2 separate regions of the Homo sapiens genome follow, and region 1 is linked to region 2. The links are chromatin contacts, found by Hi-C or POLR2A ChIA-PET in ENCODE. All regions are on one chromosome and are shown on one strand. The core of a region is the stretch at or near the end of the contact, and the rest is flanking DNA. Distances in the headings are between cores, read along the strand shown.

Region 1 (3,459 bases), core at 442-2,941, 240 kb before region 2:
ACTCATCTTCTGTCCCACTTTTGCTCTCTCCTGACCCCTGCAACTGCCCTTGAACTATTCAACTGGCTGAGGATGTTCTCACTCAGGGTACAGTCACTGGCAATTCACTGTTTATGGACATCATAAAACAGACATTCAGATCAAGGACGACATTTCCTTTATAGCCCAGGAACACAATAAAGTTACATGATTAACAGTGACCTTAAAGGCACAGGAGCCCTTCCTCTGGCCTGTCCTGCCTGCCAAGGGATTGCATAAGTCTATCAGCAGCCAAAGGACTATCCCAGATCACTGGCGTTTCAGCCACTCAGATATGACGAAGAAAGGAAAATCAACCGAAGACCCTGGTGGCCAAACGTGAAGTTCTAGAGAGTGTCTGCCTTGTCATTTCAGGTTCACCTCAGGGGCAGGCATTGAATCGAGTTTTTTCCCTTTCATTTTCAGAGAGGGGAATTTCACATTTTGTATCGTTTACATTTGACTGGGTGCAATTTCTCCCCCTGCCCTCCTCTCTTCCTTAGGATTAGTTTGCAGGCAGAAAAATGCCTGTGAAGCTGGCAGCATCTGGGGCAGCTAGCATGCATTTCCCTTTACTGTTGTATAGATCAAGGTACTGTAACATCTGCAAGGAGCTGTTACTATGCTCTGGGTGCTGTTCTAGGTGGTTCATGCATGTTAGCTCTATCCTTCTTTTTTTTTTTGAGACGGAGTTTCGCTCTTGTTACCCAGGCTGGAATGCAATGGCGAAATCTCAGCTCACTGCAACCTCCGCCTCCCGGGTTCAAGCAATTCTCCTGCCTCAGCCTCCCGAGCAGCTGGGTTAACAGACATGCACCACCACGCCGGGCTAATTTTGTATTTTTAGTAGACATGGGGTTTCTCCACGTTGGCCAGGCTGGTCTCGAACTCCCGACCTCAGGTGATCCGCCCACCTCGGCCTCCCAAAGTGCTGGGATTACAGGTATGAGCCACTGTGCCTGGCCAGCTCAATCCTCCTTATAACCTGCAGGGGCTGCGTGACACTGAGAGAGGCCAAGTCATGACATCGTCAAGCCCGACCTGCCCTACTCCACCATGTTCCTATTTAGAGCTGCAAAGACGGGACAGAGCTGCACTTACTTTCCCTTCAGAAAACCCCAGAGATACCTATTTTATTTTTCTTTCTGTGTGGCTTCTTGCCCGTAGTGGGGTGAACTTATTTATTTATTTATTGAGATGGAGTTTTGCTCTTGTTGCCCAGGCTGGAGTGCAATGGCATGATCTCGGCTCACCGCAACCTCCGCCTCCCAGGTTCAAGCGATTCTCCTGCCTCAGCCTCCCGAGTAGCTGGGATTACAGGCATGCGTGACCATGCCCGGCTAATTTTTGTATTTTTAGTAGAGACGGGGTTTCTCCATGTTGGTCAGGCTGGTCTCGAACTCCCAACCTCAGGTGATCCGCCCGCCTTGGCCTCCCAAAGTGCTGGGATTACAGGCGTGAGTCACTGCGCCTGGCGGAGGGGTAAACTTCTAAGGGAGGGTGTGGGTACGAATAACCGAACGGATGCCGCTGGGGGAATTTGAATTTGGGAGCCACCAGCTGGTTGTACACGCTGCTGGGACTTTGTCCATTATCTGACAGCCTGTGTGTGTGTCACTGTAACCTGATAATCCTCTGGGAAAGTTTAATTATGTGAAGCCAAAGGAAATCAACTCTGGCTCATCGTGTCTGAGGCTTTGACTCTATGCCAAATGACCCCATAGACTAGTTCCAGGAAGGATTCTGTCAGGCAATTCGGTGATCCAATAAACTAATTGATTATGGTACAAATGACAGAATGTTTGTAAAGATTGAGTCATTTTTGCAAACCAAAGCTTTTATTCCATCTGTGGACTTTAACAGGTTGTACACAGCAGCAACATTTGTAGCAAGAGAAATTAAGAAGAACCATCTGATCGCTGTAAAAACAAGACTGGAAGCAACACAAGTATCTATCAGTAGGATACACAATAGTACATCTACAAAATGAAGTACTATGCTCCTATAAAAGAACGAAGGAATATTTCTTTTTTTTTTTTTTTTTTTTTTGAGACAGACTCTCACTCTGTCACCCAGGCTGGAGGGCAGTGGCGCCATCTCGGCTCACTGCAACCTCTGGCTCCCAGGTTCAAGGGATTCTCCTGCCTCAGCTCCTGAGTAGCTGGGATTACAGGTATGCACCACCACACCCGGCTAATTTTTTCAAAATTTTTTTTAGAAGAGACAGGATTTCACCATGTTGGCCAGGCTGGTTTCAAACTCCTGACCTCAGTTGATCCACCCACCTCGGCCTCCCAAAGTGCTGAGATGTCAGGTGTGAGCCACTGTACTTGGCCTAGAATGGAATAATATTCTATTTCTTGCTATAAAGTGCCCTTATAATGTAGATGGCTAAAACTTAAGCAGAAAGTTCCAGGTTGAAGCGTCAGATGACACAGTTTTAGGTTGTCAGAGAGGATGGAAATGGAAAGGAGAGTTCCCAAAGGAGGAAGCCATGGCAGTGGGACCCAAATTCTGTATAAACTACCCTGTTCCTTGGTGGATCCCTGAATGACGCATGTTTGTGGGCCTAGTGTGGCAGAGGTTTCAGCTCCTGCTGTGGAGGAGACAAAGTTTGGAGTTTAAATGTAGTCGAGTTAGAGAGGCTTGATAAATACCTCAGGCTTCCTACTAAAACCACAGAAGGGTCAGTCTAGAGATCTACCCCAACAAAGCATAAAACCAGGCTGCACGAAGTTCAGATGATCAGTGAGTAACGGAACTGACTGCTGGAGCAAAATTAACACTCTTCAGAGGATGATAACAAAATCCAATGTCTCTCCTAGGTGTTATTCATAATCTTAGTCTACAATAAAAAATAGACATGCAAAGAAATAGGAAAATGTGACCCATGGCCAAGAGAAAATCATCCCTCAGACACCCTGGACGCTTGCCGGCTCAGATGCCAAAATGAGCAAACGAGACTTTAATGCAGCAATTGCAGGTACGTGCAAACACCGAAACAAAAGCGGCGTCAGTAAATCGTAAACAGAGGGGAGTCTCGAGAGACAAATCTATGAACAAGAGTCAAGTGCAAATTTTAGAATTTTAAAATATAATATCCTAAACAAAAAAAAACTTCATGGATCAACTTACAGAAGTCTGGAGTCAGTGGAAGAGTCAGGGAAATCAAGGACAGGTCAACAGAAATTACCCAATTTGAAGGGCAAAGAAAAAAAAGATTATAAAAAACCGCAAAGCTGCAGTCACTTGAAAGACAACAGCAAACTTTCTAACATACAGGTCATTAGTGAGAAAGAATGGCACATATAACACGTAATGGCTGACAATTTTGCAAATTTGCTGAAAAGGTAAATTCATAGTCCATGGAAGCTCAATGAACATGAAGAAGGATAAATAAGAAGAAAATGAGACTGAAGCACATCATAGTCCAACTGCTGA
Region 2 (3,765 bases), core at 679-3,178:
GCACATTTGGGACTATTGTGTAGGTTAGATAATGGAATTGTGAAACCTTTGAGGATTGGCATTTAGAATCACAATCGGTAGTGCCCATTTTCCTAAAAAGTGGTGTCAGTTTATACTCTTGCCAATAGAATATGAGTCTGTTTATCATATATTCTCATCGATGTTGGATATTCTCAGTCTTTAATGTTGTTTTTGTTCTTTTCCAATCTTATGGGTAAAAAATGTCATCTCATTGTTTTAATGTGTACTTCCCTGATTACTAGTGAGGTCAAACATCTTGTCACATGTTTATTGCTGGTTTGTGTTTCTTCCTCAGAAAATTCCCTGTACATGTCCTTGTGGACAAGTTATCAATACCACAAAACTTCAATAATTAAAACAGTGTGATACCAGGATACACACACACACACACACCAATGAAGCAAATTAGGAAGTCCAGAGACAGTTCCCAGTATATAAAATAATTTCACACACAATAAGCGTGTCAAATTAACAAAGGGATGATGGGAGGAGTCAAGACATAGTGCTAGGAACACTTGACAATTATTTGGGAGGAAAATAATAGTTTTGCCTTCACACAGATGAAGATACTTTCTAGAAGAAGTAAAGATTTAAATGTACCCTAGGAAATATAGAAAAAAAATGTAGATGAATATTAACCTTGAAATGAGGAAAGAGAACTTTCTAAACAGAAATAGAAAGGAAAAACCAATAGGTTTAGCTTTATAAAAATAACTTCTTATAGATTAGAAAATGCTGTAAAGAAAATCTAAGAGATGACTGTTAAATGGGGAGAGAATATTTGCAACATTTAATATATAAAGTGTTTTATCAATCAATGTGATTTAAATGGCTAAAAATCTTGAAAAAAATGCAGGCTTACTAACAACTGAAATGAAGTGAATTAAAATTGTGAGACCCTGTTGTTTTATATAAAAAAACATGTAAAAATAGACCATTTTTACACTCCTAAAATCAAGAGTTTGAGGATCTGGGACTCTTAAGTGCAGTTATGGGAATGAAACGATTAGAGCCTCATCTAATCAAAGCACATGTATGCTTTTGTCCAGAAATTCTGAGAATTTAAGGATGGTATCAAAAGCGTACATAAAGTTTTAACTCAGAGTACGTTTGCTGGAGCGTTCTTTGTAAAAAAAAAAAAAAAATCAGTATCCCAAATACCAACAATAGTAACTGAGTAAAATAGGTTGCAATCCATAGATGAAATAAAGTACCAGGTGGCAACTGTTATTAGGAAAGAATATTTGTAAATACGGGAAGTAGTTCATGCCATATTTCTCAGTAAAAATAGAGTATGAGTTAGTATGTATAATTATGATCAGATTTTTATTTAACCATGTATACTAGAAGCAAAGTTACAAAGAATGCATCAAAATATTAGTAGTAGTTCCATCGGTAGCTAGTTTGCCTATGGATACTGATTCACTGAGGTTTTCTGAAAATGAATACATCACTTTTATAAAAAAGTAAAATGTGGTTAAAGTTTCCAAAAGTAAACAAAACAGGGCATATAAGTTCCAATCCCATCAGCCACGAGTTCACAAAAGCATTCCTTAATCCATGTTACACTTTACCCAATTTGGTGATTTGAGGTGGGTATTGTGGTGGTGACATTTGTATTTTGTATTTTCTGCTGGGTGTTGACACTTAAGAATGGTTTCTCTTTGCTCGTAGCCTGTTGGCCCTGGAAAGTATGTATTTGATGTTGGGTGTGAACAACATGGTGAATATCGTTTAACAGATATGGTAAGTTGCGGAGCATGTAGGGTTTTGTTACATTAACAGGGAAGTAGCTGCTCAAAAATATTGATCCTGCAAGGTTGGAGGTGATTCGCCTAAAAGTTATGCCAACTCTTAGGCACTTTCACATTTTCATTTTCCTTATCTGCATGTGTTAGTACAGAACTAAATTGCCAGAAGCAAACAATATCATTTCCCATTTATTGCAGAACTCTAGACTTTGTTGATAGATACCGTTTTTGTTGATAGAAACTAATCCTGGCAGGGCACAATGGCTCACGCCTGTAATCCCAGCACTTTGGGAGGCCGAAGCGGTGGATTGCTTTAGGTCAGGAGTTTGAGACCAGACTGGCCAACGTGATGAATCCCTGTCTCCGCTAAAAATACAAAAATTAGCTGGGCATGGTGGCGCATGCCTGTAATCCCAGCTACTCAGGAGGCTGAGGCAGGAGAATCGCTTAAACCTGGGCGGCGGAGTTTGCAGTGAGCCAAGATCACGCCACTGCACTCCAGCCTGGGCGACAGAGTGAGACTCTGTCTCAAAAACAAACAAACAAACAACCAATAAATAAAAAACTAATCCTGAGTGGGAGGGTTCTAGACAGTGTTAGGTCCTGCAAGTGAAAACTGAATCTGTAACTGGTGTTGCCACAGTTTGTCCAGTGACTGTTAGCTTGTCCGTTGTGCAGCATGCTCCTCTGAACGTGCCGTTGGTAAGTCTTTCTCTTGTTTTTTCCTTTCCAATATCTAACATTAATATTAACACTACATTGACATTCCCTGGTTAATAGTAAAGCTAGTCAGCTAATATTGCCGTTATAAGGCATCGAGATGCGTATGTGTGTTGAGGTGGGAATATATGTGTTCCTATTCCTCTCATTATTAATGTCTGATCAATCCCTCTAGATAATTAGCAATTCAGCAACATTTCCTGACCCTGGTACTGGTTTTGATCCTTTTGACTTATTTGTTTAGATGAGGTCATTCTCACTGTAAGAAGTTTTGAGTTTTAAGGAGGAGTGTGGAATCACGCTTTTGTTTGTTTTTTGGTCTCTGAAGTTGTTGAGGTGTCCCCTCCTAGTGAGTTAAGAATATATTATCGTACACAAACTCTCCCATGTCTGCATACTTTCTTTCTGAAGAAAGCCGGGGAACGGCTTGTTTGGGTCTACCATCACATCAATGCCCTTTCAACCTGGGTTAGTCCTTTTTGTGCTGCTATAAAGGAATTCCTGAAGCTGGGTAGATTATAAAGAAGAGAGGTTTATTTGGTTCACAGTTCTGCAGGCTGTACAAGAAGCATGGCACCCGCAACTGCCTGGCCTCTGGTGAGGTCTCAGGAAGCTTCCACTCATGATGGAAGGTGAAGGGGAGCTGGTACCATAGCTCAAAAGAGGAGGAAAAGAGGGGAGGAGGTGCCAGGTATATATATATATATTTTTAACAACCAGTTCTTGTGTGAACTAATAGAGCAAGAACTCACTCATCACCACAGGGAAGGCACCAAACCATTCATGAGGGATCTGCCCCCGTGACCCAAACACCTCCCACCAGGCCCCACCTCCAACCCCGGGGGTCACATTTCAACATGCGATTTGAAGGGGACAAACACCCAAACTATGTCACAACCTGAGCCAAGTCACCTCGTTTTGTTTTTTTGTTGCTGTGTCCCTCGTCAAGCCCTTGGCATCACCCAGAGGCCCTGCTTTAAACCGACTCCTCGTCACCTTGGGCTCAGGTGTGAGGCTGTGGAAAGCTATCCTTGGTCACAGGAGGTAGAAGCCACACTGTGGGGAGCTTGGAAGGCTGCGGGAGATCCTGTGCATGAGGGCCTGTCCCGCACCTGCTCTGTGCCGCCCACTGCTGTCTCTACCTAATGCTCCATCCTTTCACCCCAAGGGCCCTGGCCTTGAATCCTAAGTCTAAACTCATCACTAATTTTTCAATTCAATGCTCTTCAATGCTCTCCAGACAGGTTTTTTTTTTTTTTTTTTTTTTTTTTGA

What was found. A loop is a pair of places that touch in the nucleus more often than their neighbours do. ChIA-PET counts read pairs that join two places held with the same protein, here RNA polymerase II (POLR2A).
Region 1: a map of heart left ventricle shows a loop between it and region 2 (5-fold over the local background). The contact joins two enhancer-like sites. A Hi-C loop is called at or near these places in 1 of 168 maps with a recorded cell type or tissue (heart left ventricle). POLR2A ChIA-PET finds 5 or more read pairs at or near these places in 1 of 52 experiments (H1).

What each region holds. Positions count from the first base shown.
Region 1 is chr21:42,718,248-42,721,706 of GRCh38, reverse strand. All of the region lies in intron 4 of PDE9A (phosphodiesterase 9A), which reads right to left. Among named protein-coding and RNA genes, the nearest start is that of PDE9A-AS1, 22 kb to the left of the region's middle. Within about 2 kb of position 1,691, at least 9 of the 41 ENCODE cell types and tissues checked have a DNase peak (open chromatin) inside an H3K27ac peak, as active enhancers do.
Region 2 is chr21:42,480,639-42,484,403 of GRCh38, reverse strand. RSPH1 (radial spoke head component 1) reads left to right here. Exons shown (of 9, transcript NM_080860.4): 6 at 1,696-1,767. Among named protein-coding and RNA genes, the nearest start is that of RSPH1, 14 kb to the left of the region's middle. Within about 2 kb of position 1,928, at least 2 of the 41 ENCODE cell types and tissues checked have a DNase peak (open chromatin) inside an H3K27ac peak, as active enhancers do.